2 separate regions of the Homo sapiens genome follow, and region 1 is linked to region 2. A link is an interaction called in ENCODE POLR2A ChIA-PET data of the cell type or tissue named here. Cell type or tissue: OCI-LY7. All regions are shown on one strand. Links, peaks and the distances in the headings refer to the core of each region. The heading gives the core; the rest is flanking DNA. Region 1 holds the start of FLJ42393 (a long non-coding RNA gene). Region 2 has its middle 77 kb from the start of LPP-AS2.

The links. ChIA-PET counts read pairs that join two places held together with the same protein. Peaks named below come from ENCODE experiments on the same cell type or tissue, not always from the same donor. Only the 100,000 strongest peaks of a DNase experiment are listed, where the experiment ranks them.
Region 1: POLR2A ChIA-PET joins it to region 2 with 6 read pairs; 2 of 35 experiments call an interaction of 5 or more read pairs at or near these places.

What each region holds. Positions count from the first base shown.
Region 1 is chr3:188,171,005-188,182,847 of GRCh38, reverse strand. All of the region lies in intron 1 of LPP (LIM domain containing preferred translocation partner in lipoma), which reads right to left. FLJ42393 (a long non-coding RNA gene) reads right to left here and starts at 4,305. Exons shown (of 1, transcript NR_024413.1): 1 at 2,040-4,305. RefSeq lists an enhancer at 2,929-3,541. In OCI-LY7, for the core only: no CTCF peak of the experiment used is centred there; DNase peaks (open chromatin) are centred at 3,077 and 3,377; H3K4me3 peaks cover 653 bases; H3K27ac peaks cover 808 bases.
Region 2 is chr3:188,068,270-188,085,502 of GRCh38, reverse strand. No RefSeq gene overlaps it. Among named protein-coding and RNA genes, the nearest start is that of LPP-AS2, 77 kb to the left of the region's middle. In OCI-LY7, for the core only: no CTCF peak of the experiment used is centred there; no DNase peak of the experiment used is centred there.

The sequences.
Region 1 (11,843 bases), core at 384-5,383, 100 kb before region 2:
TGTGTGTGTATGTATATTATATGTACATATATTATATATGTGCATATATTGTATATGTACATATATTATATATGCACATATATAATATATGTACATATATGTATATATATTATGTGCATATGTTATATATATATATTCAATTCTTTAGCTGGTTAAAAATCACTGGACTTAAAGATCCCTATGTTCCCTTCAGCAAACACCATCATGTCTCACCCTTGGAAGAATGTGTGTAAAGAGCTGGGCACAGGACTTGGCACATAGCAGGTGCTAATTAAATATTTGCTCCCTCCTCTATCTATCACAACCACTCCCAGCCAAAAACAATGGCAGCCACATAGGTCTCACTAGGCCAGATGGCAGCTGGTGCTGTATGTGAAACAAATTGTGTCAGTCAATTAAGGAATACCCATGGTCTAGTCACAGGAAGTTCCGACCAATGAAAAGAACGAGGTAGGGATGACTATAAATAAGTACATGATGAATATAGCAGAGGTGAGCTCTACAGTAATGCTTCTCAAACTTTCAGCAACACCTAAAGACATAGATTCTGGGGTGAGACCGAGAGTCTCCACTGGTAACAAGTGCTAAGTGATACTGATGCTGCTGGCCCAAGGAGCAAGCCTGGAGTTGCAATCTAAATGTAGGCATTGTGAAGGGATAAACTTGCAGCCTAAGGCAATCGTTCCACACAGATTTGCTGAGCATCTATTAAGCACCACTCAGGAAATGTGCTGAGGCTGGAAAGACTCACGAGGAGTTAGACTTAAGAAAGAGACATCTCAGCAAATACTCGCAATAAAATGTGCCTTAAATTCTATATCAGAGATCTGGCCAAAGTGCTGTGGGCATCCCAGCAGAAAGCCAGTAATTATATCTGGGTTGCCTAAAACAGAAAACTATGAGGACGCTGATGAAGTAGTTAAATTGTGGAAGAGAACAATTACAAAACAGTATGTACATGGCCAGGTGCAGTGGCGTGCACCTGTAGTCCCAACTACTTGGGAGGCTGAGGCAGAAGAATTGATTGAGCCCAGGATTTCCAAGGCTGCAGTGAGCTATGCTCATGCCACTGTGCTCCAGCCTGAGCAACAGAGAGTGACCCTGTCTCTAAAAAGTAACCAATTAATTTTTTAATTAATTAAATTAAATAAATTTTTAAACATTGCTTTCAAAGTATGTACAGAATTGCTCCACTTTTGAGGCTAGAACCAGGTGGGAAAACTGATATTTATACAGCTTACTAGCGAGAAATAATTTTTCTATAGTTAAAAGAATCTTGAAGCAGCAGCGGAAACAAGAGGAGGAGGAGACAGAGACCATGTATGGCCTGCAAGGCCTAAAATATTTACTACCCAGTCCTTTACAGAAAATGTTTGGCAACCTGTAGGGTAGAAAGATAGATACACAGATACAATTATGTAGCAAATTTCACACTGGCTGTTGCAAATGACTGCAGGTGGTTTTTATTTTCTTCTTCTTTTTTTTTTTTTTTTTTGAGACGGAATTTCACTTTGTCACCCAGGCTGGAGTGCAGTGATACAATCTCAGCTCACTGCAACCTCTGCCTCCCGGATTCAAGCAATTCTCCTGTCTCAGCCTCCTGAGTAGCTGGGATTACAGGCATGCGCTACCAAGTCCAGCTAGTTTTTGTATTTTTAGTAGAGACGGGGTTTCACCATATTGGCCAGGCTGGTCTCGAATCCCTGACCTCGTGATCCGCCCACCTCGGCCTCCAAAAGTGCTGAGATTACAGGCATGAGCCACCGTGCCAGGCCTATTTTCTTCTTTGTGCTTTTTCATGTTTCTGTGTTTCTCCAGAGACAACATGTTCTCTCTGAAACTAAGGGTGAAAAAGTTACTGTCCTTTGTGCAAGGCATTTCAAATTCTAATAATCTACCTTAGAAAATAATCATAGGTGCAGACAAAGAATTTTGTTAAGAAGGATGTTCGTCACAGTGCTATTTATAATGATGAAAAATTAGAATTATGGTATATTCTTAAGATGAAACAGCATACAGCCATTCAAAATTACATGTACAAACAATTCTTAATGCCATGAGAAGCTGCTTGTGCTGTATTGTTAGGTGAAGTGGCAAGATATGAAAATGTTTATATAGTAATATTTAGTCAGTAAAATGCAAATGCACATAAAATCATGAAAAGCACCACTAAAGAAAGAATATTAGAAACGTAAACAATGCTTGTGTCTAAATAGTGATTTATGAGTGATGCTCATTTTCTTTATACGGTTCCATATTTTTGAAATGTGTTACTATGACTAGGTCCTACACTTATAACACAAAAATACCACACATAGTAAGTTCAGGTTTGTTTTTGCCTTAAGTCTTCTTGAGGGAATATAAGGAGGTTCAAGAAAGAGGAGACAGAACATTCCCCAGACAGAAACAAAGGGGAAGGGCCCTTGGGCCATCAGGGCAGCATGTGCTAAGACACAGAGGCTGCAAGAGAGTGGGACCAGGGACACACTCAGAGTAGCAAGCACAGAGCATGACTGGCAGGGGACAGCCATAGCAAATCCTGGAAACAGAGGTGAGGTCAGACGAGAGCAGGGCAAGGTGGGCACGGTGAGGGATTCTGCCCACAGGCTACGGGAGGCAGTGAGTGAGAAGGCAAGAAGCCAGCTGGGAAGCCGAAGGACAAATGCCTTCCCAGACACCTTAAATAAAAGCAGAGTCAGGGAGCGCGGAAGCCCACGCCAGGGAGAGCAGGAAGATAGTTAAGTGTCTTACACTCATTGCCATTTACAAAATGGTTCTCCTTAATTTTCTTCAAACAAGGCTATGCATATATTGGTGTCTGGAAATGAAATTAATTAGTAAATCAAATCAATACATTCTTATTGGCCAAGCATCACTCACGATCCCTTCTGACTTCATCCTAAAAGTGGACCCAACCAACAACCCCCTATGTTGCTTCACAAGTAATTTCTGACCAGTCAGGCACAGATGCCATGCAAAAGACAAGGCCTCAAGGTGCCATTATCTGTCAAATGGACCCAAGGCAGGATGAGGCTGAATGAAAGAGGAGGAAGAGGAAGAAAGGCTCACTCAGGGGGAGAGGGGAAGCTGCTGCAAGCTAACTACTGCTCTCACTGACTCAGGATGCCCATTTCTCACAACCAGAGGCCACAGTTTTGGAGCAGACAAGAGACTGCAGAGAGGCTTGCTGAAGCTCACTCCACGGCTGGATTCCTGGCAGGATGAGAAATGGAGTTCTAGTAAACTAGAAGGAATGCTGCTGGCAGGAGACAGACCTCTCGAGAGGGCTTTAAATGGAAATATGAGAGCACGAGAGGAACTCTAAGTGTAGAAAATGCACTGGGCAAACAAGCGTGTCGCAGATGTGGGCGCCCCAGAAGGGAAGGAGCTCTGGAGTCACAGGGGACCCAAAGGACAGAATGTCAGGTGGCCCTCCAAGCCCGCAGGTGGCAATGGGAACAAGGCGGGAAATGAACTGGAGAGCTGAAGGCGGGGGCCTAGGAGGAGGCCGCAGAGCTGTGATGAAGGGCTGCTCATCAGAGGCACATGCACGGGTCAGATAAAGAAGCTCCGCTGCGAAGACAGGGGGCAATGCAAGGCCACAGCCGAAGATTCCATGCATGCTCTTCACGGTGGCAAATTCAAAAGCCTTGGAGGGCAGCATGCTTCTATGATAATAGGGAATGGGGGCCGGGGGGAATATGTAGACCCCATATCAATGCTCTCAAAACCTCTCTCTCTCTCTCTCTCTCTGTCTCTCTCCCTCCCTCTCTCTTGCTCACTCTCTCTCTCTCTCTCTCTCTCTCTCTGTCTCTCTCCCTCCCTCTCTCTTGCTCACTCTCTCTCTCTCTCTTTGTCGTGCTCTCTCTCTCCCTCTCTCTCCCACTCCCCACCTCTGGCCTAATATACCTGCATGTCCACAGAGGCACCAATCTGCAATGATGATGGACTCTCTCACCCACCCTGCTACTAGGAAACTTCTTCCATATATCATAAACAGAGACCAGTATTACAATACTTCACCCACTGCGCCAATTTGGCTTTCATGTCTGTTTCCTGTGTCGATCACAACATCCTAGACAGCCCAAACAAGGCTTTATTCACCTCTAGTCCCCGGTCCCTGGAACAGCAGACAATAAATAAGGAATCAACAAGTGTCCTTCACTGCCGCACACATTGGCTGTGAATATCCTTTTGCAAAGTGCAGAACATCTGAAAGATTCTCACATTGACTAAACAACAGTGTGACCTGAAGTTAAGAGAACCATAAAGGTAAATGATTGCTAGAAGTTTAATTCCAAACAAGGAAGAGCAATTTGATGCAATGGGCAGAAGACAAACATTGGGAGAATGAGAACGTATCCTCTTGAGTTGTGATGTGAACAAACAGAGATTCCAAGATCTTGCAAAAGCGAACAGTCAGCAACCAGCATGGTGCTTAGAGTAGTCCCTGGGCAACAGAAAAAAAACAGATAAATGAAGAAACATGGACAATCACCCTACCTGGGTCTCAGCGTGAGGAGGAGAACTAGGACTTCCAGACAGAAAAGAGGAGAAGCATGAGGAGGGGGCTGGGAAAGACATTTCCCTGTGGGCATGTGGTGCCCTCCACTGGGGCCAGAATTCCCAACCTGCCTCACTCTCCCCATCTGTGAAATTGGCTGATTCCCTGAGGTCCCTCCCAGCACTGACTATCAAGTGACAGAGAACCTAGAAACTCCAGGAGCTCCATCAGAGCCCTGACTACCTGTCCAAGTGAGACTGTGGGAGCCTCACTCTTCTCACACCTGTAAACTGAGGGTGCTGCAGTGTCAGCTATATCAACACTCCCAAGTATGCCTTTGCCAAAACCTCTATGGATGAGAAAGGAAAAGAGCATGTATGGAATTGGCCAGGGCTTAGAACCATCTTGAACATGACACACTTATGCACATCGTCACATCTTCCCAGCATCCCTGTCCCACCTCGGGCAGCAACTGTCAAAGTTCTGCCCCCAGGATGACCTCCCAGAGTCCTCAGGGCAGCTCCATCTCTCCAGCCCTCATTCCTTTCCAGCTCTTTGGTGTTTCCCTGTAATAAAAACACTGTGCACTTCTCTTTTCATGTTTTAACCATGAAGTGCCTTCCTCCAGACAAGTACTTTAATCCTTACTCCAGTCAGAATAGGTAACATCAGCATAATTACCATCATTACTCCCATTTTACAGAGGAGAGGGCTGAGGCTCACGTAAGACCTAATCTTCATCTTCCCAGGGATCCTCCAACTCCTAGCCAGGCCTCTCCCAGCTCCTAAATCAATCATGAAAGACTACAGCAATCACATCCAGTACTTTTCTGATCTAGTGTCTTTGCCGCTAAATAAAGGCAGAAATCAAGGTGGCAGGATCAATCCTGTATTCAAATCACTGTACTGTCTGCCACCCTCCTATGCTGGTCCAGGGAGCAGAACTGAAAATGTGCCTCAAGGCCCCAATCCAAAACAGATGCCATCACCCTGGACAGATTCTCCAACCATGCTCCAAGACTGGTATCCATCTCACTTCAACCAGCCCTCCTTCCCAGGCCTGGGTCTGTCTACTGGCACAGGGGGACCCTGCCATGAAAATGAGGGCATCTCTACTGGATTGCAGGCGATCCCCTCGCTGGGCTGGCCCACCCATTCAACCATCACTGGACCACCCCCAGGCCTGCTACCCCTTCAGACACTCAGCCTCATACTGCCTAGCTCTTTCTACCAGGTCTCTCCCTCAGATCAATTCCACCTCAGCCCCAAACTTGCCATCTCCTAAGCAGATTTATACTTCTTCCCAATTTCTATCCTTCCTCTAGCTCATTACTGCTTTCCTGTTGCTTAAGCTAAGTCTATTTCAAATTATAGCTCAGAGAGGGCAGGTGACTTGTTCAAGACTACACAGCCATTTAGTGGCAAAGCTGGGGCTTGAACCCAGCTCTCCCAATTCTAAGCCTTGTGTTTTTCCACTAAATCTCAGCTGTCTCTCTCTATCATACTGCTCAAGAAGCCACTGGTGCATGAGAGGGTGCAGACCACATCTTATTCTCTTTAGTAATGTGTACACTAAGGGCCAGGTATATGTTCAGTGACTTCTTGCAGTCCTAGGAGGTATGACTGTCTTTGTTTACAGATGAGAAAATGTTTTCAGACTACTGCACTGCTATACCACTAGTCTAAATACAGTTGTGAACACACAGCACTGGTCAATAAATGTGGGTTAACTGATTTTTTTTTTTTTAATTAGCTGAAGAGAGCCTAATGGAAAGACCTGAAAAACAAGTTTGTGGCCAGATCAGGCAAAGGGGGTAAGATCCAGTTATCATTCTGCAGTAGAACTAAACATAATATTGTTGCAGGACAATCTCTGATGGCAATGTGAAGCAGTCTGTGAGTCGGGGTGCCTGATTTTGACTCTACCTGACCTGACAGTGTGTGTGACTCTAGGCAAATCTTTTCTATTTCCAGGCCTCATTTCCCCATCTTCAAAAACTCTTTTTTAAATTTATTTATTTATTTTTTTTACAAAAGAAAGAAAGCAAGAAATCCCAGAAGTTGAACTAGATCATAGGTTCTCTTCAACATTAGTAGCACCTGTGAGCTTCTTAGAAATGAAAATTCAGGGGTCCCGCCTGATTTACAGCATCAGAACCTCTGAGACGGGGCCCAGTAAACTCTCCAGGATGACCCTAATGTTCCTTCGAGTTTGAGAACCATTAGACTAGATGACCTTTATGATCCTTCCAGCTCTATCACTCTGAGAACCTTATGCTTTCTCAATTCAACAGCATCAACTCCTCCCAATTTTGCCATTCTGATTTTGATCTGGCATGAACTTGGGTCATCTGGCTCTCTCATCTGGTCATGTCTGATGCTTCCTCCTGTGATTAATAGAAAAGGCCCCAAGAAACAGACAGTATACTCCACTGCACTTATTTTTTCCATTTACCACCTCAGTGGTATGCATTCTGTCACTATATTTAAAAAAAAAAAAATTAACATGTACAAAAAAGCCCAACTATGAGCACAGTGGCATCCTGGTACTATCCTTTTAAAAATTGGAAAAGGAGTTTACTCCTGAGGCAAGTCAGTAAGGAACTGCTGTATTATCTGAAAAATAGGACCTTTCTGAGCCCAGTGATCTCTTTTTAGTATAAAGCCAGTTGAAGGAATAAGAGAGCATTTGCATTCTACACCAGAAATACTCGTAGATTAGCAAACCTTTTCTTTCTTGGTCCTTACATATCAAAACAAACAAACAAATCCAGATCGACCTTACAAGTATAAAAACACATCCCAATGAGTACTATTTTCTCTGTGTTAACTATCAACAAATGGACTGTTTACTGCTGAAATAGTGCCTGAAACTTTATTGTGAAATGAATGAATGTGCACCTTCTCAGTGCCAGCATGGGAGATGTAAAGATAAGCAAGTTAAAATTCTACTCTAGGTGGGGCGTGGTGGCTCACGCCTGTAATCCCAGCACTTTGGGAGGCCAAGCAGGCGGCTCACTTGAGGTCAGGGGTTTCACACCAGCCTGGGCAACATGGCAAAATGTCATCTCTACTAAAAATACAAAGAAAACTAGCCAGGCATGGTGGGAGGCACCTGTAATCCCAGCTACTTGGGAGGCTGAGGTAGGAGAATCGCCTGAACCCAGGAGGTGGAGTTGCAGTGAGCCAAGAACCCACGACTGCACTCCAGGCTGAGCGACAGAGCGAGACTCTGACTCAAAAAATATAAAATAAAATAAAATTCTACTCTAAAGAAACTAAATTTGAGTCTAGTGTCAGCAGTGTCAAACCTGTCCATCCATCCAACAAATGTTCACTGTTTGCCAAGTTCCAGGCAGACGAGAAGGTCCTAAAGAAGTAAAAGCCCAAAATAAGACGAGCATATTGATAACTACAAGAGAAGGTAAGAAGTGATCAGTGCCATGCAAGCAGTACAGACAAAGGGCCATGGAACCATAAGAGGAAGTGATGATTTCCTGCTTAGGGGGGATGGGCAGAAATCAAGGCATGCTTCATGGAAGAGGTGGTATTAATATGCTGGACCTTGAAGATCAATTGGATTCAAACAGGTAATGATGGCAGGGCAGGGTAATCCAAATGCAGAAAGTGCTGCAACAAAGACAAGAGTGAGGGAAAGCAATGGAGATGAGGTTTCAGAAGTCAGCTGGCCCCCTTCAATAAGACCATAAATGGCAGGATAAGGAAGATATACAGGGTATTTATGTCTCCAGGGTTCAGCTCCTTCACCCAGCCTCCCAGCTAGAGATGTCCCTCCTCCCCCATCTCTCCAGGCTCCAGGGACAGAACTGTGCACCTGCTGCCTCACCCAGCATGCTGTGCCTTCCCTGCTGCCTCATGCGTGCGTTCCTCGGGTATCAATGCCTGCGCACGCTTCGCTGCACTTGCTATGCCATGTCTTTACACTACTGTTTTCTGTAATTTATAAAACACATACTGCCCACGAGTTTGTATTTTTAATTCCTGTAAGAAGTTTTGGGATCCAATTTGTGTGAAAGTCAGACTGTAACATAATGTAGTATTGTATGATAAAAGCCTCCAAGAATAAAAACAGACAGTATATCCTGCTTATCAGATACTCAAACACTGGTTCCATTCCTGAGTGTCACAGATTTCCTCATGAATAACTCTTCTTTGTTTTGCACCAGCTTGTCCCAATCTTCTTGAAATAAGTTCTAAGGGGAGAATTTCCTGATTTTCAAGGCTTCTTTTTCAAACATTGATTGAGAACCTACTACGTTCCAGGCTGTGCTAAAAGTGGGCACAACGGTTTGCTTAACTTTCACAGGGTAAAACTGTGGCATTTTGTGAGGGTTAAGTCCTATGAGACATTACTGATCAGTGAACCCACTTTACAGATAAGGAAAAATGAGGGGAAAGGTGGAGGAGCCTGGATCCAAACCCTAATTTTTGGGAGTCCCCGATAGTTGCTCACTCATTTATTCAACAAGGACAGGATCAAGGTATCTTGAAGATCCTTTTCTGATCTTCTCTGGGCTTCCAGCTTCTCCCAGCATTGTCACTTCACTTTTGGGGGCCTCAGTCTCTTCCCCTAAGAACAAGGAGACTCAATGCAGTGACTTTTAAGCCCTGCTTTGCTGGAGCCCTTCAGGGAGATAAATCAGGGGAAGAAAAAAAGGTGGGTCCCATCCTGCTCGACTTCATCCGCAGCTGCTCCAGATTACATGATTACAACATTATACGTCATAGTAGGCTTTTCTTTCTTACTTTTTTTTTGAGATGGAGTCACTCTGCTGCCCAGGTTGGTTTTTTTTGTTTGTTTTTTTTGTTTTTGTTTTTTTTGAGACGGAGTCACTCTGTTGCCCAGGCTGGAGTACAATGGCACAATCTCAGCTCACTGCAACCTCTGCCTCTCAGGTTCAAGTGATTTTCCTTCCTCAGCCTCCTGAGTAGCTGGTACTACAGGCGTGAGCCACCACACCCGGCTAATTTTTGTATTTTTTTAAATAGAGATGGGCTTTCTCCATGTTAGCCACGCTGGCCTCGAACTCCTGACCTCAGGTGATCTGCCTGCCTCAGCCTCCCAAAGTGCTGGGATTACAGGCATGAGCCACCGCGCCTGACCTGTAATAGGCTTTTCTATAAGGAATCCTTCTCTAAATATTAAGGAATATGGGCCAGGCGTGGTGGCTTACACCTGTAATCCCAGCAGTTTAAAAGGCTGAGGCAGGAGGATGGCTAGAGCCCAAGGGTTTGAAACCAGCCTGGGCAACACAGTGAGACCCTGTCGCTACAAAAAATACAAAAATTTATCTGGGTGTGGTGGCATGCACCTGTTGTCCCAGCTACCCCAGAGGCTGAGGTGGGAGGATTGCTTGAACCCAGAAGGTCAAAGCTGCAGTGAGCTATGATCACACAAGTGGGGGACCCCAGCCTAGGGGACAGAGCAAGACCTTGTCTCAAAAAAATAAGTAAATAAATATTAAAGAAGATGAAAGTTTTAAAATGATCCTAAACTGGGTATCCTGGACTAGATCTTGGAACAGAAAGAGGAACTTAGTGGAAAAGCTGGTGAAATCTAAATAGTTTGGAGTTTAGTTCACAGTAATGTACCAACATCAGTTTCTTAGTTTTGACAAACGTTCCATAGTAATGTAAGACATCAAAAATGAGGACAAGTGGGTGAGTAGTATATGAAAATTCCCTGTACAATTTTTACTTTTCTATCAACCTAAAATTACTCCAAAATTAAAAGTTTATTTAAAAAGACAACAATAACAAAAAAAACACAATCATTTAGATAATCTCTATTATCTTTTCCAAATCGCCATTTTGTGACTTAATAAGGGTAACACATAATAACAGTGGCTAATATTTAATGGGCACTTATCACATGTCAGGCTCTGTTCTAAGGGCTTTATATGTATTAACTCATTTAATCCTCACAACAAGATAAGTAATTTTCTTATTATTATTTTATGGATGAGGCAACAGAGGCCTAAAAATACTGAGCAACAAGTTGAGGTATTTTTGGCAGGCCAGAATGCAAATCCAGGCAGTGTAGCTCCAGAGCTCTGGCCCTTAAGCACTACATACTTAGAGCAGAGTTTTCCAGATGCTTCTGGAATTGGGCCTATCTAACCAGGAATAGCCAAAGGACTAAAGGCAAAGACTGAGAGGTGAGTAGTTTGTTTAATACAAAAGAAGAGGAAGCAAAAAGGACTCTCAAGGTGAATTCTTAGCTTCTGAAAATCTCTACTGGAGAAGAACCAAACCTCGCCGAGGTTACCAATGGCCTCTCCACATGGGAATGACATCCTTGGCCTTGTCCTAACTGTGTTCTGCCCTCTCTGGCATATCATCCTTGAAGAGTTGCACCACCAGCCCACATCATGCCCTCTAGTCGGCTACTTGCTGGCTGTCTGCTGACATTTTCATCCCTGAAGTGTCAGTTCGGGTAGAGAGTGAAATGAAACATGCAGGCTGTCTTTTCAAGGCCTGCAAAATAAGCTTAAGCTTTCCACATGACCAGTTTTCCTAGATACTCAAGAATCCACGCTGAGAACCTAGTAGTGCATTGCCCAATCCTAGAAAGCAAAAACCCCACCTTTCCAATTGATAATATACCTCATGGACTGTTGTTTCCACTAAGTGTCAAAAAGAAAGCATCTCACCTCCATTATGGGATCCTTGAGGATAAGACTTGGTCTCACTCATGGAACAACAATATGATTCCATAAAGAAATGGTGCTAATCTCTTGGAAAGATTTGTAGCTGGCCAGGACCACCACCCGGCAATCTGTGCCTCCATTGCAATCATTTGTCTTTGGGAGGTTTCAGAGTGGACAGCATCCATAGGCATAGCCTGAAGGGAAAAAGGTGAGGAGAGAGGAAGCTATCCAGATGGAGAATGAGAAAGGAAGATTTACAGCATTGAGGGTGTAGACAAGAAAGAGATAAGCTTGGGTGACTAAAAAGCAATGGCAATAAAAAGAAAATGAATCCAGAAGCAGTCAGGATGGAAGAGAACCAATATTCATGGAATGCCTACTTTGTGTAGGCATGAACTATGCTCACTGCAGGAGTTTCCTCATACTGCCAGGCTCAAAAGTACATGGAGGATCAAGCAATCCAGGGTGACTGCAGCTTGTGTTGACTTAGTAAACATTCAAATTCAACATTTTCTAGTTAAAAGGCCCTGAGAGTACACATAGCGTAACCCTAACGTTTCATACACAGATAAACTGAGACTCAGACTCAGAAAAATTCAAGCCCAAAATGGAATGAGAAATACAACCCAGGTTTGCCAGTGTTCCTTTTGATACAGATATGAAAAACA
Region 2 (17,233 bases), core at 5,856-10,855:
CCCACATCCTCACCCACCTGCAGGACTAATTTTGTCTTTGTTTTTGCTGCCAGTGGAGTCTTTCAGCTAAAAGTTTCCCTTGCATAAAGCGTGATGTTTTAGAAGTATGGAAAGCATCTTTATATATTTGGATTAGTAGTACCCACTTTGCAAGAAATGCTGTTTACCTCTGGTTATGGGAATTGAACGTAATGGAGAAATTAGAAGTGAGTAAAGCCTCTTTACAGCTTTACTGAAGCTGGGCCTTGGGCCTTTGGGAAAAGTTTGCTGCTGTTCTGAAAACAATCACTCCCTCCCACCACGTGGAGGCCCACTGCAGCTCTTGCAGTCACTGGCAGTCCGGAGCTTCAGCTTGTCCCTGCCCCTAGTACCTCTTCCAGCAGTGGCTGGTCGCCGCCTCACTCAGCTGTTATCCTGCCTCATGGGTTTTCCTGGCTGGCAGCTGCAGGTCACTGCTAAGTCTCAGAATGTCTCAATTTCTGCACCACCCTGTTGTACCCACTTGTGTTGGTGCTCCCCTCAAGAGAGAAACAGGGCAACACAGAGGAAGTTTGTAGGCAAGAGCAGTTTCATGAGTGAGCAGATCATGCAACTGATCAGAGCCCTGCGCTCAGAAGGCCCCGCTCTTGAAATACTCTTTGGCTCCAGGAAGACTTCTCAGACTAGATACCTCCTCTGCTGGTTCCTACTGCAGTGTTTCAACTCCATAAAGCACAAATTACATTGTAATGTTTTTATCTGCTTGCTTGTCTATCTTGTTTATTTCAGAACAGGAAACAAATTTTATTCATTTCTGTGTCCTTGGCACCTAGCACAATATTCAACATGTACTACGTGCTCATTAAATATCTGGGGAATGACAACAGAGGTCCGTAATTGGTTGGTGGCACTGGAGCTGGAATCAAAAAGTCTCCCATCTCTCCACCTTGGGCTTGGACAACTGCATTTGAAAATGGGTTTTCAAATGACAGCTTTTATGGGGATCTTCTTCTTTTCTGTCTCACTCGAAGTGGGTTTGTAAACTAGCAAAATTGCACCTGCCACTAAATTCTTCCTTGAAAGTCAAATTGGGTTCAGGTGAGCTCTGCATTTCTAGCTGAACAGGTACTGCCACAGGGTGATGAGGACTCAGCAAGACCAAAAGAGGTTTAGTGTGAACTCTGCTGGGTTCGCCACTGGTGCATCAGTTGCAAGCAACAGAACCGGACAAAGAAGAAAGCACAAGGAACAGTCCAGTTCTGGAAGGCTGGAAACGGAAAGGAGGTTATGGAATATAGAGAATGGTCATTCTTCTCTTCCTCCACATTTCTTGATTTCTGCTTCATTTCTCTTATTTGATAGCTATGTGACCCAGGGCAGGTCACTTAACCTTGATGAAACTCATCAATAAAATGAGATAATAACGTCTCTATTGCCCACCTCATGGTGTCTTAATAGGATCAAATTTGAAAGTGCTTGTAAAAATGCTTTGTAAAGTTATAAGATATGATGCTCATATAAAGATCTGTTATTACAAAATATACTTACCCATGTGGCTTTCTATGAGACTCCTTTACTAAATTTTAACCAGGCTTGGATATCCCAACTGAACTTTACTATTTAGTGTAAAAATTGAGATTTTGGCAGTTAGGAAAACCCAGAAGTGCCTTTATTGACCTTCAAATATGAGTTCTAGGATGGCCTTATTGTTGTCTCTGGGTAGGACAAAATTATCAACTTTGGTCCTTGCACCTTACAGAAGTTGTCTACTGCTTTTCCCCCCACAAACTCTACTTCAAATTCAAAACACATTTTTATGATGTTTTATTCTATTCCAAACATAATGGACAGTGTAAATCTTGTTTGAAGGCTCATGAAAAAAACCAGACACCAACACAAATAATTATAACCCAAGGTAGAATATAAGAGAAATTACAACAATGGCTTTTGACAGCTTGGAAGAGGAGAGATGACATCTAACTAGGGGACTGAGGAGTGATTCATGAAGTCTAATCTCTGGGTCCTGTGATTTTGGGACTCAATCTTTTTGATAAGGCAAAAGCCCTCCCCAATTCTCCAGAAACTTGTGGACCAGTGTAGAGAACATTCCTTCAGCAATCTTTCTTTCTCAGAGCCTGGAAATAACACTCTCAGATTCTCAGTCTTTTCTTCCTTGTGAGGCCCAGAGCTCTGCGCAGCTCATGTTTGAGATGATTGGCCTCCTAGAATCTTGCAGGGTAGCCCCTAGGCAAGCCTCTTAGATTCTGTTTTCTTATCTGCCAAATGCATGTAATAATATTTACTCCAAAGGAATGTAGTAACATTTAATTGATGTTTGCAAAACCTTCTGAGATCTACAGATGAAAGACCTTGGAGACAAACACAACATGATCATTAAAGAAGACTTAATCCCTTCATCAGCCTTTAGAAGTTCTCTGTTTGCTCAATCTGTACCTTCTTTGAGGGATCACTGTACCTCATTTCCAGATGCAAAAAATTCTTATGGAAAGAGACAAGTGGTCCTTGATTTTCTGGTCACCCTCTGGGATGTTCTCTGTTCAACATTATCCCTAGACTGACACACTCTCTCTCCTGGATTTTTTTTCCCATTTTGCAAGCAATGGCTTGTCTTCCTCACACCTGGTCAATGCTCACCCTGATCTCACTCAGGAGACTTCTGTGAGTGAGAAGACACTGACCCATTAGTAGTAAGTTTGTTGATTTCAAAGACTCACAAATTCCTGCTCTTTGAGCTACAAAGAAAACATCATGCTCATCTTGGATGTTAGTGACAGCTTTTTACTCCCTTGAAAAACTTATCTCCCCTTTCTGGAATATGATATTTTTTATCTCTTCATTCTAAAAATATGATGAATATTCTTGGTCTCTGACTCCCTGGTGGGAAGAGTGAAGCCCCGTCATAGATTGGTCATTTCCTTTGGCTTTATCATTGATTTTCCTTCTTTTCTATTCTTAGATTTTTCAACTATAAAATAGGATAATGATCATTGAACTATTTTTCTCAAAAGGTTGTCCTGAGGAGTTAATGAGAACATGTAAAGAAAATCACTTTGCAAACTCTAAATGATGTATAGACACAGCTGTGAGGTCTGATCCGTAATGCAGACGTCAATGGATACAGCCAATGCTCATAGACACAGATTTGTAGTGAAAGTAAAGTCATAAAGATCAGTGTCCCTGTTTCCAAGTTTGCTGAAATATTCTCATCTACAAACTCTTGTCTGTTGACCATCTGACCTCTGAACATCTGCAATAATGGGGAACTCACCAGCTACTGACAGAGTCTGTTTCATATCTGGAAACATCTCACTGTTAAAAAATCCTCCCTTTGGCTGAGATGACATCAGTTTCCCAGCAGCTTCCAGAACTGATTTGTAATTCTTGTTCTTGATTCTACACCAAAAAGTTATGAAAACCCCCTTCCCTATAATAGTCCTTCAGATTTGCAAAATAAAGGATTATGTCTTTGCTGGGTTTTCTTATGACTGATTAAAACTCCCCAGTTTTAAAATATTTTCTCATGGAGCTTTGTTTCTCGGCCTTTCACCATTACAAAGGTAGGATTGGTGATTTGCCCAACAAATGGGGGAGGCAGAGGCTCCCGGACCACAGTAGAGCAGATGGGAATGGTTGGATCCCTATGTACTCAAGGTTACAAGGATCAGGATGGAAAGGACATTTTTATCAAATAGTGCCAGCCAGCCCCATACCCAGCATTGTCAGTGCCTCACACACAGTTGGAGCTAAATGAATAAATACTGCCAGTGAATAAATGCAATGAGAGCTTTGTTATCTATAAGAGGCATCTATTTTATTCCTCCAGAACACTGTAATTTTGGAGTGTCTTTCTATAATTTTTCTGCTACTATATCACTATGGAGGACAAATTTTACTTTCTTCTTAAACACTGAGATGTATTGAATTCCACTGAAGTTTTTCCTTTGAGTCTCAGATTTTAGGTGCACATGAGAAAATGAGATATGAGGGAGAACAGGAAAGTGGGTGAGATAGGGTGTCACCTAAAATTTCTCCTGCTATTTGCAGCTATTTCCCATACTCAGTCTTATGTTGACAAAGCTTTGAGCTCATAACAAAAATGAGTTTCCAAAGCATTAAAAGGGGGTGGGGCATGAGTCACAGATCCCAGGGGGAGACATTGGATGTCAGTCAGTCCAATCCGGCACCTGATAATTGATCTCCTTTACAACACCGGATTCAGATTTGGTTAATATTTACTGAGCAGCTACAGTGTACTAGGCACTCTGTAAGATGCTTTTACATAAAACCTCTCATTTTGTCCTCCCTTCTCTGCAGTGAGAAAGGTATTAGAGTCCCCTGGCGTCAAGAAAGAGAGATTTGACACCAGCAACACTGACCTGCTGCTAGTATACTCCCGATCTTCTAAGGAGATGTTTCATTCATTAAATCAAGAGAAGTCTATGAAGCCTTCAGCAATGATTCCTAAACTGTATTCTTTCAGGTCTGTGGAGTTTGTAAGAGCTCCATATATGCGCTCAAGGTTGTCTAGAGACTGCAAAAAATAGACATATTTTACTCATATATACTTGTTTTCTCAAGTGTATTGCGGATACTGTTGTGATAAATCAAATACAATTTTTAAAACTATGTCACTAAAACCACAGTTTTTGTCACCATATATTTTATCAATCATTAGAATTTTTAATTAACATACTTTATTTTTTGAGCAATTTTAGTTTTACAGAAAAATTGAGCAGAAAGTATAGATTTCTCATACACTTCCTTGTCCTACCTCTCTCCCCAGCCTCCCCTATTATTAACTTTTTGGATTAATGTGGTATATTTGTTACAGTTGATGAGTCAATATTGTTGCAGTGTTATTAATTCAAGTCTATAGTTTACATTATGGTTTACTCTTTGTGTTGAATATTCTACAGGTTTTGATAAATGTGTAATGACATGTACCCACCATTATAGCATCCACTATTATAGACACAGAATAGTTTCACTGCCTTAAAAGTCCCCTGTACTCCACCAATTTATCCCTTCCTCTCTCCCCTGAACACCTGATATTTTTAGTGCTTTCATAGTTTTGCCTTTTCCAGAATGTAATATAGACAGTATCATGCAGAATGTAGCATTTTCAGATTGGCTTTAAAAAAATTAGTGGTATGCATGTACGTTTCCTCCATATTTTTTCATGGATTGCTAGCTCATTTTTTATTGCTAAATAATATTCCACTGTATAGATATACCACAATTTGTTTATCCATTCTCCTATAGAAGGACATCTTGGTTGCTTCCAAGTTTTAGTAATTATGAATAAGACTGCTGTAAACATCCATATGCAGGTTTTCGTATGGACATAAGTTTTCAACTCATTTGATTAAATACCAAGGAATGTGATTGGTGGATTGTATGGTAAGAGTATATTTAATTTTGTAAGAAACTGCCAAGCTGTCTTTCAAAGTGTCTATTTCATTTTGCATTCCCACTAACAGAGAATAAGAGTTACTATTGCTCCACATCCTCATCAGCGTTTGGTTGTCAGTTTCTTGAGTTATCTTTATTCTAATAGGTAGGTGCTAATATGTCTTTGTTATTTTAATTTGTAATTCCCCAATGATGTATGATGTGCAACATCTTATAAATACATATTTTCCATCAGTATATCTTCTTTGGTGAGGTGAATGTTCAGATATTTTGCCCATTTTTAAATTGCATTGTTTGTTTCCTTATTCTGGAGTTCTAACTGTTCTTTGTATATTTTGAATAACCGTCCTTTACCAGATATGTGTTTTGCAAATATTTTCTCCCAGTCTGTGATTTGTTTCTTTATTCTTTTAATAGTGCCTTTCACAGAGTAGAAGTTTTTAGTTTTAATAAAGTGTAACTTAACAATTCTTTCTTTTATAGGCTGTGTTTTTGGCATTGTTTCTAGGAAATCATCATCAACCTCAACGTCATCAAGATTTTCTCTTATGTTATCTTCTAAGAGTTTTATAGTTTTGTGTTTTGCACTTAGGTCTATGACCCATTTTGAATTGATATTTTGTGAAAGGTGTAAGTTCTATGTCTAGATTCACTTTCTTGCATGTAGATGTCCAGTTGTTCTGGCACCATTTGTTGATATGACTATTGTTTCTGCATTGAATTGCCTTTGCTCTTTTGTCAAAGATCAGTTGATTTTTCATGTGTGGGTCTATTTCTGGGCTCTATATTCTGTTCTGTTGATTTTTTTTCCTATTCTTTTGCCAGTCCTACTGTCTTGATTACTGTAACCTTATAGTAAGTCTTTCAGTTAAGATAGTGTCAATCCTCCAAATTTGTTCTTCTTTAAGCTTGTATTGGCTGCTCTGAAGCCTTTGGCCTTTCCACATAAACTTTAAAATCGGTTTGTTGATATCCACAAAGTAACTTGCTACGATTTTAACTGGGATTGGGTTGAATTTATAGATTAATTTGAGAAGAACTGACATGTTGACAATATTGAGTTTTTCTAGCCATGTACATTTATTTAGCTCTTTGATTTCTTTCATCAGGGTTTTACAGTTTTCCACATATAGATCATGTACATATTTTGTTAGGTTTATACCTAAGTATTCCTCTTATTTTAGTGCTATGTGAAAGGTTTTGTATCAGAATTTCTAAAGGATAAGTAGTATTAATTGGGACACCTATATTTTTTAGGTTAAAATGTGGTCTGCTTAATCCAAAAGATGAGAAACTGCTGGCTGATGTGATACTGGACATAAAGTAACTAATGGTAGGGCTCTGAGCTTCTGCTCCCAGAGGGGTATCTAATGGTGTTTCTGTGGCAATGTCGTGGTACACTAAGAGAGAAATGCCATTTGCAGCTCAGACTCTAAGAAGGAAATAACTTTTACATCTTCAAGAGTTTAAAACATGTTTCCCTTGCCACATCCCACATAGAGAGAAGGTGGGCAGCAACATAAAAGCCTGTGTAAAGAGTGCAGGTTAGAGGAAGGGAGAACTATAGCATTATTCGACTATTCTTTTTCTCTAGCAGAGTAGATACACCGCATTGCTCTTAGGACAAAGACAAGGATTCTTTCCAAAGCCTACAAACTGGGAATGGTCTGACCTCTATCAGCCTCTTAAACCATATGCTCACTTCCTCCAGGGCTTGGCCACGTCGGCCTTACACATCCTCTTCTTTGCTTTTCCACAGGGAAAAGTCTACTTTTTCCACAGGGGACTTGAATCTGCTGGTTTTTCTCCTCTTTAGCCAACACATGCATTACTTCCTTGATCCTCCCAAACCAGGCCTCTTAAAGTGCTATATGCTTCTGAGCACTTGTTGTACTATGATTTTGCATTTATTTATGTGATTAGCTGATTACTAGACCATAAGTTCCACAAGGAAAGGCAGTTACATCTGTTTTTTTCTCACCATTATCATCTCAGTGTCATCCCTGTTGAGTGAATCAGTGATTGATTAGATATCTTACAGAATTAAGAGCTGTATATATTTCTTATTTTAGAGTATGGAGGCCAACCAGTTATCCAAAAGATCCTCTAGGTATTATGATACATACAGACACTTGCTATGGGTGGTTCTCCATCCAAACAACACAATCAACATTCTGGTTTCCAGTGAAACTAGAAAAACTAAGTCAGTGGAAACTAAGTCAGTAGCTTTCCTCACACATCTTTGTCGTCGCGAGGCTTATACCAGTTTGGAAAAATTTAATTTTAAGAGCTTATTTGGCAAACATTTACTAAATATCTACTCTGTGCCACATGCTGCGTTAAATGAGAACCAGACATAAAGTGTCTCAGCCATGGTCTCCATCTTGGAAGACTGGAGTTACAGTGTGGGAGGGATACCTGTCAATTCCACATCAAACTAAATGGTCGGGGTGGAGTCATAGTGAGGGCTGTAAGCTGATGCTCTGGGGCCCCATTCGGTCTTCCTGGTTTTGTTTTTGTTTTCGTTTCTTTGGCTGTACACTCCTTCTGAAACTTTTTGACCTGAATGACTTAGGCCAGTCCCGTACATTTTGTTCCTTTAGTCTTCCACCACGCACTTCTGTCTCATACTTTGCTGGGTATTTCTTGTGTTTCCACTGCCTGCTTGGCCCCGAAGTACATCCAGTTGCTGACCTTTGGTTGGGGCCAATCCTTCTCTGGGGTCAGTGGTTGGCCAGAGAGAAACTGCTTTTCACATTCCTGTTTTGTGCAAGGAACTGTGGGAGACACATATAATTGGATCATGCAGGGCCCTGATGTCCAAGAACTCACAGTCCAGTCAAGAAAGTGACACACACTGTCTCAGAGTGTTTACCAAAGCAGCTGTGAGAAGCGACTGGAGCACATGTTTTGATCCCTGTGTTTGCAGCTCCTGTTCATGGCATGGCAAGATCACCATGCAAGCCCTTATCTTGTCTTCTTTTAGGGAAATTAACTGTGGTTCTGTTACTGTGTGACCATGGGTAAATTACTGCAACTTCAGCTCATTGAGCTATGGTTTCTACACCTATAAGCTGGAAGTGATATTAGGGGACAACCAGGTTGTTGTGAGGTTTAAATACACAATGCAGGCCCGGTATGGTGGCTCATGCCTGTAATCCCAGCACTTTGGGAGGCCGAGGCCGGTGGATTACGAGGTCAGGAGATCGAGTCCATCCTGGCTAACATGGTGAAACCCCGTCTCTACTAAAAATACAAAAACAAAATTAGCAGGGCATGGTGGCGGGTGCCTGTAGTCCCAGCTACTCCGGAGGCTAAGGTGGGAGAATGGCATGAACCCGGGAGGTGGAGCTTGCAGTCAGCTGAGATCACGCCACTGCACTCCAGCCTGGGCGACAGAGCAAGACTCCCTCTCAAAACAAAAACAAAAACAAACAAACAAAAGGAATATATATAGAAATGCTTGGCATAACATTCTGTATAGAAGAGATAACCAACTAATATGGAGTCTGAATCCTGCTTTATGGTGACCTTCATAGACCCTGTTGCAGAATATGTTTTGGCAACTCTCAGGCCTACCTTTCATAGGAAGCCTCAGCAGGGGATCGGGCAAACCTCATCCCTGCCCAGCCATCAGCTGCACAGAACACTCTGTGCCGGCAGCAGGCCTGGCCATGTGACCTCTTCTCCTTCTTGGCTGTTCCCACTGGCAAGCTGTGAATAGCCAGAGACACCCTCCATAATGCTGAGACCTTTTCCCAAGGAGCCCAGCGGGAAAAATGTTCTGTGTCTTTGCAAAGCCTGACCCTCTTCTGGGGCCAATTCTGCTGGAGATACAGAGAACCTAATTGTTTCATGTACTTCACGTCTCTCTGTTGGTGGCCACTTAAACCCTTCTTTACCATAATGAATGAAATGCTTCAAAGAATCAGGATCCAGCAATCTCAATGGCCCCAGGAGCACCAAGACGTTCAGGTTGACAGATTCAGAGAGTGTCAGAGCAGGAAGGCATCTTGAGCTTATTTGTCCAACCTCCCCCTTCCCCAGCCACCTTATAGCTGAAGAAGTTGAATGTCAAAGAGACAAAGCCACAGACAGACCTAGATCTCTTGCCTTCCAGGCCTGGGCTTCTGCTGTGACACCATCCTGCTTTCCGCATGTGGAAAGAAATATTGAGTGTGGTTGTGTGCGTGTGCATGGGGCCCCACTAGTGCCAGTTGTCGCAAGTGATAGATCAGACTCAGCCAAAAAAAAAAAAAAAGTTCACATGGTTGGGAATGTGGGAGACAACAGATTAGCTTGTACAACTGAGATGCCAGGAGGACATCTGGCTTTGGCTGTGTTCTTGGGATCTGGTTTTGCTCTCTCCATCTTTTAGCTCTTCTTCCTTTATGTTACCTCCATTCTAACATTCTCTTTTCTCTCAAGAAGACCTCCATAAGTTTCCAGGGTGAAGTCCTTTAGGATAATGTGCAGTGGGGGAAGTAGGAAAGTTCTCTGTCCCAGCCTTCTCTGCAAAAACCCTAAGGTTCGCTCTGATGAGGCTTCTTCTATCACATGCCCTCTTGTGAGCCAATCACGGGGGCTGGTGACTGCAGTGCACTAACTGATGTAGGCCTGAGCCATGCATTCCACCCCAGGGCTGGGGACAGGTCCCACTCAGACCTCGTGGACTGAGAGTGAGATGCTTCTAGAAAGGGGAAATGGGGCTCTAGGGCCAAAGCGTGAAAAATGTTCTCTGCACCCCTCTGGGCTTCTGTGTCTGATAATTAGTTTCATTGTGTATTAGGTTTATCAAATTTTCCATCTTCCCAAAGTAGGAAATGCTTTGACCTCTAGCAAATATGATAGTGCAATTCTTATAGTAGAAATAAACTCAGAAAAGACTGCAACATTTCCCTGGGTGAGGTGGAGATCCTGGGCTTTAGGAAACACACCATCCCACTGTTGATCAGCTAATCCAGGCCTTGTTCTGCATTTGCTTCTATTAAATAAAAAATGAGACATGTAAATAAACAAAGACAAAATCAAGCAAACTAAAAAAAACTCAAAGGCCTAATCTTTCAGATTGCTAAGAAATTCTGATTAAACATATTCCAACATAAGACATAGGCCATTGTAGCTACGTAAGGACGTTGCTTGGTGCTTGAGAATATGTAAGCCCTCAATGAGCACCAATTTAACATCTTCTTATTTTTATTTGTATAATTTTTTTTGAGACAGAGTCTCCCCCATCCCCCATCAGACCCCACCCCCCACCCCGCCGTTGCCCAGGCTGGATGGAGTGTGGTGGTGCAATCTCAGCTCACTACAACGTCTGCCTCCCCGGTTCAAGCGATTCTCCTGCCTCAGCCTCCAGAGTAGCTGGGATTACAGGTGCACACCACCACACCAGGATAATTCTTGTATTTTTAATAGGGATGAGGTTTTGCCATGTTGGCCAGGCTAGTCTCGAACTCCTGACTTGAAGTGATCTATCTGCCTTGGCCTCCCAAAGTTCTGGAATTTCAGGTGTCAGCCACCACACCCGGCCTCAGTATATCATCTTCTAAAAGTCAGGTAAGAGCTACTTGCACCATTTAAGAAGCATTTTCATGACAACTACTGCACAATCTGTATGAAGGCAGAGTGCCGCCTGTCTCCATTCTACAGACAGGAGAGTGAGGCTGGGAGAGGTGAGCAACTTGCCAGAGGCCATGTTGTCAGTAGTAGATCTGAAAAATCATCCCAGGCCCTTCGACCCCAGAGACCTTAATCTTTCCAGCATATTGTGGTCTCCCTGGAGACGTGTCAATACTTTCTATTATTTTCCTTAAAAGGAAACATCATATTCAAAAGGCAAATTAACATTAACAATCCAAATTCTTTTTACTATCAGACTGGTAAAAGATTTAAAAGGATCAATGAAATCAAATTTTAACTAGGTCATAAGAAAAGATCCTCTCATATGTTGTTGGTGGGTCTGAAAATTGATACAATATATTTGGAGTCAAATTTGGCAATTATCTTTTAGAATAAAAAATAATGGCATTTTGGCAGGTCATGGTGGCTCACGCCTCTAATCCCAGCACTTTGGGAGGCCGAGGTGTGCAGATCACCTGAGGTCAGGAGTTCGAGACAAACCTGACCAACATGGTGAAACCCCATCTCTACTAAAAATACAAAATTAGCTGGGCGTAGTGGTGGGCCTCTGCAGCCCCAGCTACTTGGAAGGCTGAGGCAGGAGAATTGCTTGCACCCAGGAGGCGGAGGTTGCAGTGAGCTGAGATCGTGCCACTGCACTCTAGCCTGGGCGACAAGAGTGAAACTCTGTCTCAAAAAAAAAAAAAAAAAATGGCATTTTAGGGGTTGTTTCTAAGGAAGGGCATAAAAAGTGTTCATTGCAGCTTTGTTTATAATAAACAAAAAAAATGGAGACCACCTAAATTTCCCTTCATAGGTGAGTGGCTTAACTGTGATCTAGTGACACCGTGGAACAGGAGGCCCCACTCAGGGACACCAACACTGTTAGGTCTCTACTGCTTGTTAAATTTTTAAATTGTAGAACAATATATACAGCAATAGGCCATTTACATAAAAAACAAACTGCAATATTTCTATATGCACATAAATTAATTGCATAGAGTAATGGTCTAAAATGATATGCCAAACTAATAACAGTGGAGGTGGGGAGGGGAAGAAGGATGAGAGGGTTTGGAGTTAGTGGGGAATAGGGCAGAGATTGAGGTCAAGATTGGAGCAGACAAGAGGATGCTTGCTTTTAGGTATTTACAGTTTTTACAGTAAGAATATATTCATATTCTATTTGTATAATTTAAAGTATTAAAATGTAACACAAGATCTTACTAAAACATATTAAGTCATTTCAATTAATGAATGTCTTATTAGTATCTGAGTTTGGAGGAAAAAATGCTGGCTTCTTTCAGAGTTTTCTGATTATAACAAATACTTATCAAGAACTGACCCAATACTAGGTAGCCTTCAACCCTTTGAGGGATTTACAGATTGGTAGAACATGAATGCTAGCAGTAAATTAGGTATCACTGATGTTCACCTATAGAGAGACAGGCTATTGAGGACCAGAGTCCACTTACCTTCCTGATTTTTTTCCAGATGTCACATTCGAGAGTGAGATCAGGGCCATGCGCCTGGGACTCCATCTCTCAAAGCCTTAGGTTTTGCCTCTGTAGTGTGGAGAGAGTCTTAGTGTTTCCTTCCTTGTTTTCTTTTAAGAATCAAGTCAGCCAGTGATTATGAAATTGCTGGGGAGCTGTCAAACATGATAAAAATGATAGAAGTTGATGTAATTTCTCCTGCTTCCATTTGTCTGAGCTTCAAAGTGTTGAAGTGATTTGCACAGGGACACGCAGCTACAGGACAGCTTAAGCTCTGTTTTTGTGGTAGTCCTGGTGGCACTTTGCAATAACACCCGTATCACATTGTGCACAAATTGTGAATGTGCCTGTTTCCCCCACTAAGCAGAGTTCTGTGAAGTCAGAGGCCAGACACTAGTCATCTTCTTATCCTAGCACCTATCTAGTGCCTAGAAGGCCTTCAGGGAACGTGTGTTATATATGAAACCTTCTGGACTCAGCTTTCTCTTCTCTAAACAAGAAATATAAGCTAGATTGCTGATATCCTTTTTAGCTCTGAGGGTCTGTGATTTTAAGATCTAAGTTTTCACTTCAACAGCACTCATTATCTCTAACCAGATGATTGACTTCCTACAAATCCTCCAAAGCTTGGGAAATTCAACTGGATGAGAAGGTGAAGGATTGGCCAGTTCTTTCATGTGGAGGGAGTGAGGGAGTTTCTGTAGGAACCTTAACTGTGATGTCCCTGGCTGATGCGGGCTTGGAAGTAACAACACCTTGTGCTTATGCAGCCTCCTGCTTCTCAGCAGTTCAAGTGCTTCCCAGACATTATCTCACTATTTCTCACCATCTTCTTCGGAAAGTGGCTGAAGGCAGCTCTTGTTATCATACCCCGGCACACCCTGCACCAGTGGGTTAAATGGTTTTCCCACAACCTTCCAGTGAGAGTCAGGACCAGGACCCCTGTCACCAGACTTAGCTTTCCAGCCTGCTCATTGCCTCATGCAGCTTTCAGGACCCATTATTTGCCTCAAGGAGAAGGGAAGTTCACCATCACTGTTACAACAATTTGAGACATTTGCTGGGGAGCCCTGGGAAAGGAGAATCCTCTTTCCTTCTCCAGGCATGTGCAGTTGATGATGTATATAAACTGATTATAGAGAAAAATGTTAAGTATGTGTGGCTCATCCTATGGAGGAATCTGCCAATACATTCGACATTTATGGATGTCAGGGTCAAGAATGTGGGGATATTGGAAGCCTGGTGCAGTGGTTTTAATTAACCTGGTGCATCATAGGCTCAGTAGGTATTGCGCCTCAGTAATGCTACTCCAGAGACTTTCATTGGACCACCCAACTCACTCCTTCATTCTTTGATAAATGATAAAATTAATACTATAGAAGCAAAAAAAACAAAAACAAAAACAAAAAACAAACAAACAAAAAAAAGAAGGACTGGCCTTGCAGTTAGGAAATCTGGGCTTCATTCAAGCATTACATACTTTAGTCTCACGTGCTGTTAGGAAAATTACTTGATCTGTCTATTCTTCAAATTCTCTATTCATAAAAATGGCTAACACCTGTCCCATCAGTTTGTTTTAAAGAATAAGTAAGAGACTATCTAAGCCATATTTTTACAAATATTTGGGTTACTTGATAGTACCAGGCACACCCAAAGCTATAGCATTTCTGGGATATCAACTTCAGGAAAGATTTTAAGGAAATCAACTTTATCATAAGATAAACATATATTTTTATAAAGTAGTATGCTAAAAGTGAATACCTTTTAAAAAGAAAACTTTTCAGTTTCACCTTGCTTGAAGGGTAGAGGAAGAGTGATGGATTTTCTGCCTCCAGATTCTACAGGATACAATTTCACTTCCCTCTTCCATGGGGTACCATTAAGATGACTGGGTAGAGACGTGTGAGAAGTGTTTGACTAAATCGTCCATTCCTTTGATGCTTCTAAATTATGTTCTGGCATCAATTTTGGTTATTTAGATGATATTAGCTCAGGTTCTTGTGGCAATGACTGCACAACTTTTTTTTTTTTTGAGACAGAGTCTCGCTCTGTCACCCAGGCTTGAGAACAGTGGTATGATCTTGGCTCACTGCAACCTCTGCCTCCCAGATTCAAGCGATTCTCCTGCCTCAGCCTCCTGTAGCTGGGATTATAGGCACCCACCACCTTGCCCAGCTAATTTTTGTATTTTTAGTAGAGACAGGGTTTCACCATGTTGGCCAGGCTGGTCTCGAACTCCTGACTTCAGGTGATCCACTCCTCTTGGCCTCCCAAAGTGCTGGGATTACACGCGTGAGCCACCACACCTGGCCAACTTTTAAAAAAATATCGTGTTCTCAGCTTTTATTTAAGTGTCAGTATAATAATTTGTTATATGTAGAATGTTTCCCCATTGCCTGAAAGATCAGTGTTGAAGATCTGGTCCTTTATGTGACTTTGTATCCCTCATATAAGGATTCAGGTGATAAAACTCTTCCTCAGATCTTCTGCCCAGTAGAAGAAGGTTGTCTCCTCTGAAGAATGGATAATGACACTTTTGATCACATAATCAAAGCCGGGCAATTCATCACTTTTCTGTTTTTGCCATGGCAGTCAGGGGGGTTGGTGCTATTTTATTCTTACATTTAGTAACAAACATATCTGAGGTTCCTGACATGATCACTTCCTTTCTTGCATACACTGCCAGATCTATATGTTTAACCATCTGGTGCTTTTATTCTACGTCTTTGCTAGGTTTTTTGTTTATTTTAAGAAATAGTTAAGGTATCAATTACAAGGAAACCATTCGTTCTGAAGCAAGCCTAAGAGGTACTAAGACTCAAATTTAAATGTAAAATTAAATTCCTTCAGAGATGAGACCTGAGGCCAGCTTGTGAAAGAGCCTGGGTTTGCCTGTGGGGCCATCAAGCAAACTTCCCAGTTAGACAGTTCCTTCTTAGGAAGCCCATAGCCAGTTACCTGCTTCCTGTTCCACCCTCTACCACCGTTAGTGAGGATCTTTCCTAGCCTCTTGTCTTATATCTGTCAGCCCCTACTCCAGCATTTGCAGGCCAGGTACAAGTACAAATGTAGGCTACTGGACATACCCTTGCCCATTCCTGGTTATGCTATATACCATTGGCGGCCTAGCATTGATGGGTGTAGGCACCCCCTAAAGACAAATCCTTCTCAGACATTTCCACCCAAGTGTTCTGATGGCAGGGAAGGGCAAGATTTGGAAGCAGAACATCAATCACATTTCCTACCCCTGGACCACCCTCTTGTCCTAGGGCTGTGGCCCCTGGGTCTGTGATCTGCTCTGGGGATGAGGAACCAGGGGAGAGGTGAACAAGCACCCGGAAGCAGGCTTTGGGCCATTTGCATAGGCAATTTCAGGGGCCCAAACACCCAGGTTTTGGTAGGAAAGGGGGAGATGGGTTCCAGGAGCACACATTCATGTGGCCCCATAGACTCCTACCCAATGGGGAAGGCCAGAGCTGGGGCCCCTGAGGCATGGAGCCTAGAGCAGGGATGGTGGTTGCCAGATTCTACTGTTATCTGACAACTCTCATGCTTAGAGAGACTGCCTGTGTCATCAAAACTGACCCAATCTGTGTCTTCTTCAGTCATGGGATCCTGGAGTATTAAAGCTGGAAGCGATCATGGAGAGCAACTGTCTGACTCTTCATTTTAAAGACAGAAATATCAGCCAGGTGTGGTGGCTCACACCTGTAATCCCAGCACTTTCGGAACTGAGGCGGGTAGATCGCTTGAGGTCAGGAGTTCGAGACCAGCCTGACAACATGGCGAAACCCTGTCTCTACTAAAAGTACAAAAATTAGCTAGGCATGGTGGCATGCACCTGTAGTCTCAGCTATTCAGGAGACTGAGGCAGGAGAATTGCTTGAATCCCAGAGGCAGAGGTTGCAGTGAGCCAAAATTTTGTCACTGCGCTCCAGCCTGGGGGACAGTGAGACTCTGTCTCAAATAAATAAATATAAATAAATAAAGATAGGAATATTGAGGACTAGAGAGGCAATTAACTTGTCTCTTAAGGTGTATTCTAAATATCTGTACCAAATCCTCAAAGAATGGGTTTAGGGTAAGGAGAGAAAGACATATTTATAACATGCTGCAATGGTGAAAGCATGGTTAGATCCACTAGGTTTAATATATATGGGCTTAAAAATTCCTCGAGGTTAGTGATGAACAAGGTGTGAGAAATGGAAGTTAGGAGGAGAAAAAAATTTTCTAACTTCCACTGTTAGAGAAAGTATTTTTCCCCTTGGATATATTGTATTCACTCAAATGTGCTATTGCACTGCAGCGATAAAAATTAATAGCTTTGTTTCCTGTGATCTCTTTATCAGCCAAAGCACAGGACTATGGCTCTCAGTTATTTTAATGGAAAAACTGAAGTTGTATTATCAGGTGATAAGGCCGTGTCAGGTGTTATTTTATTCTCTTATCTCCCTTGTTCAAGGTGAGGTGTTCAAGCCCTGATGGATGAGCAGGGCTACCGTGACTATGATGTTCTCTGAGCCTTGATCTAACTCTGCCTTTTAAGATAACTGTAGCAGGTAAGAGAGGCCTCCAGGGCCAGCTGATTCTTAGCATAGATCCTGAGCATAGATCCAAGGGAAGGCTTTGATGGTTGGGGTCCTTGTCCCAGGACAAGTAGCTCAGGGACTTTGCAAATTCAATCACATAGCTCAGGTTGCCTGCAC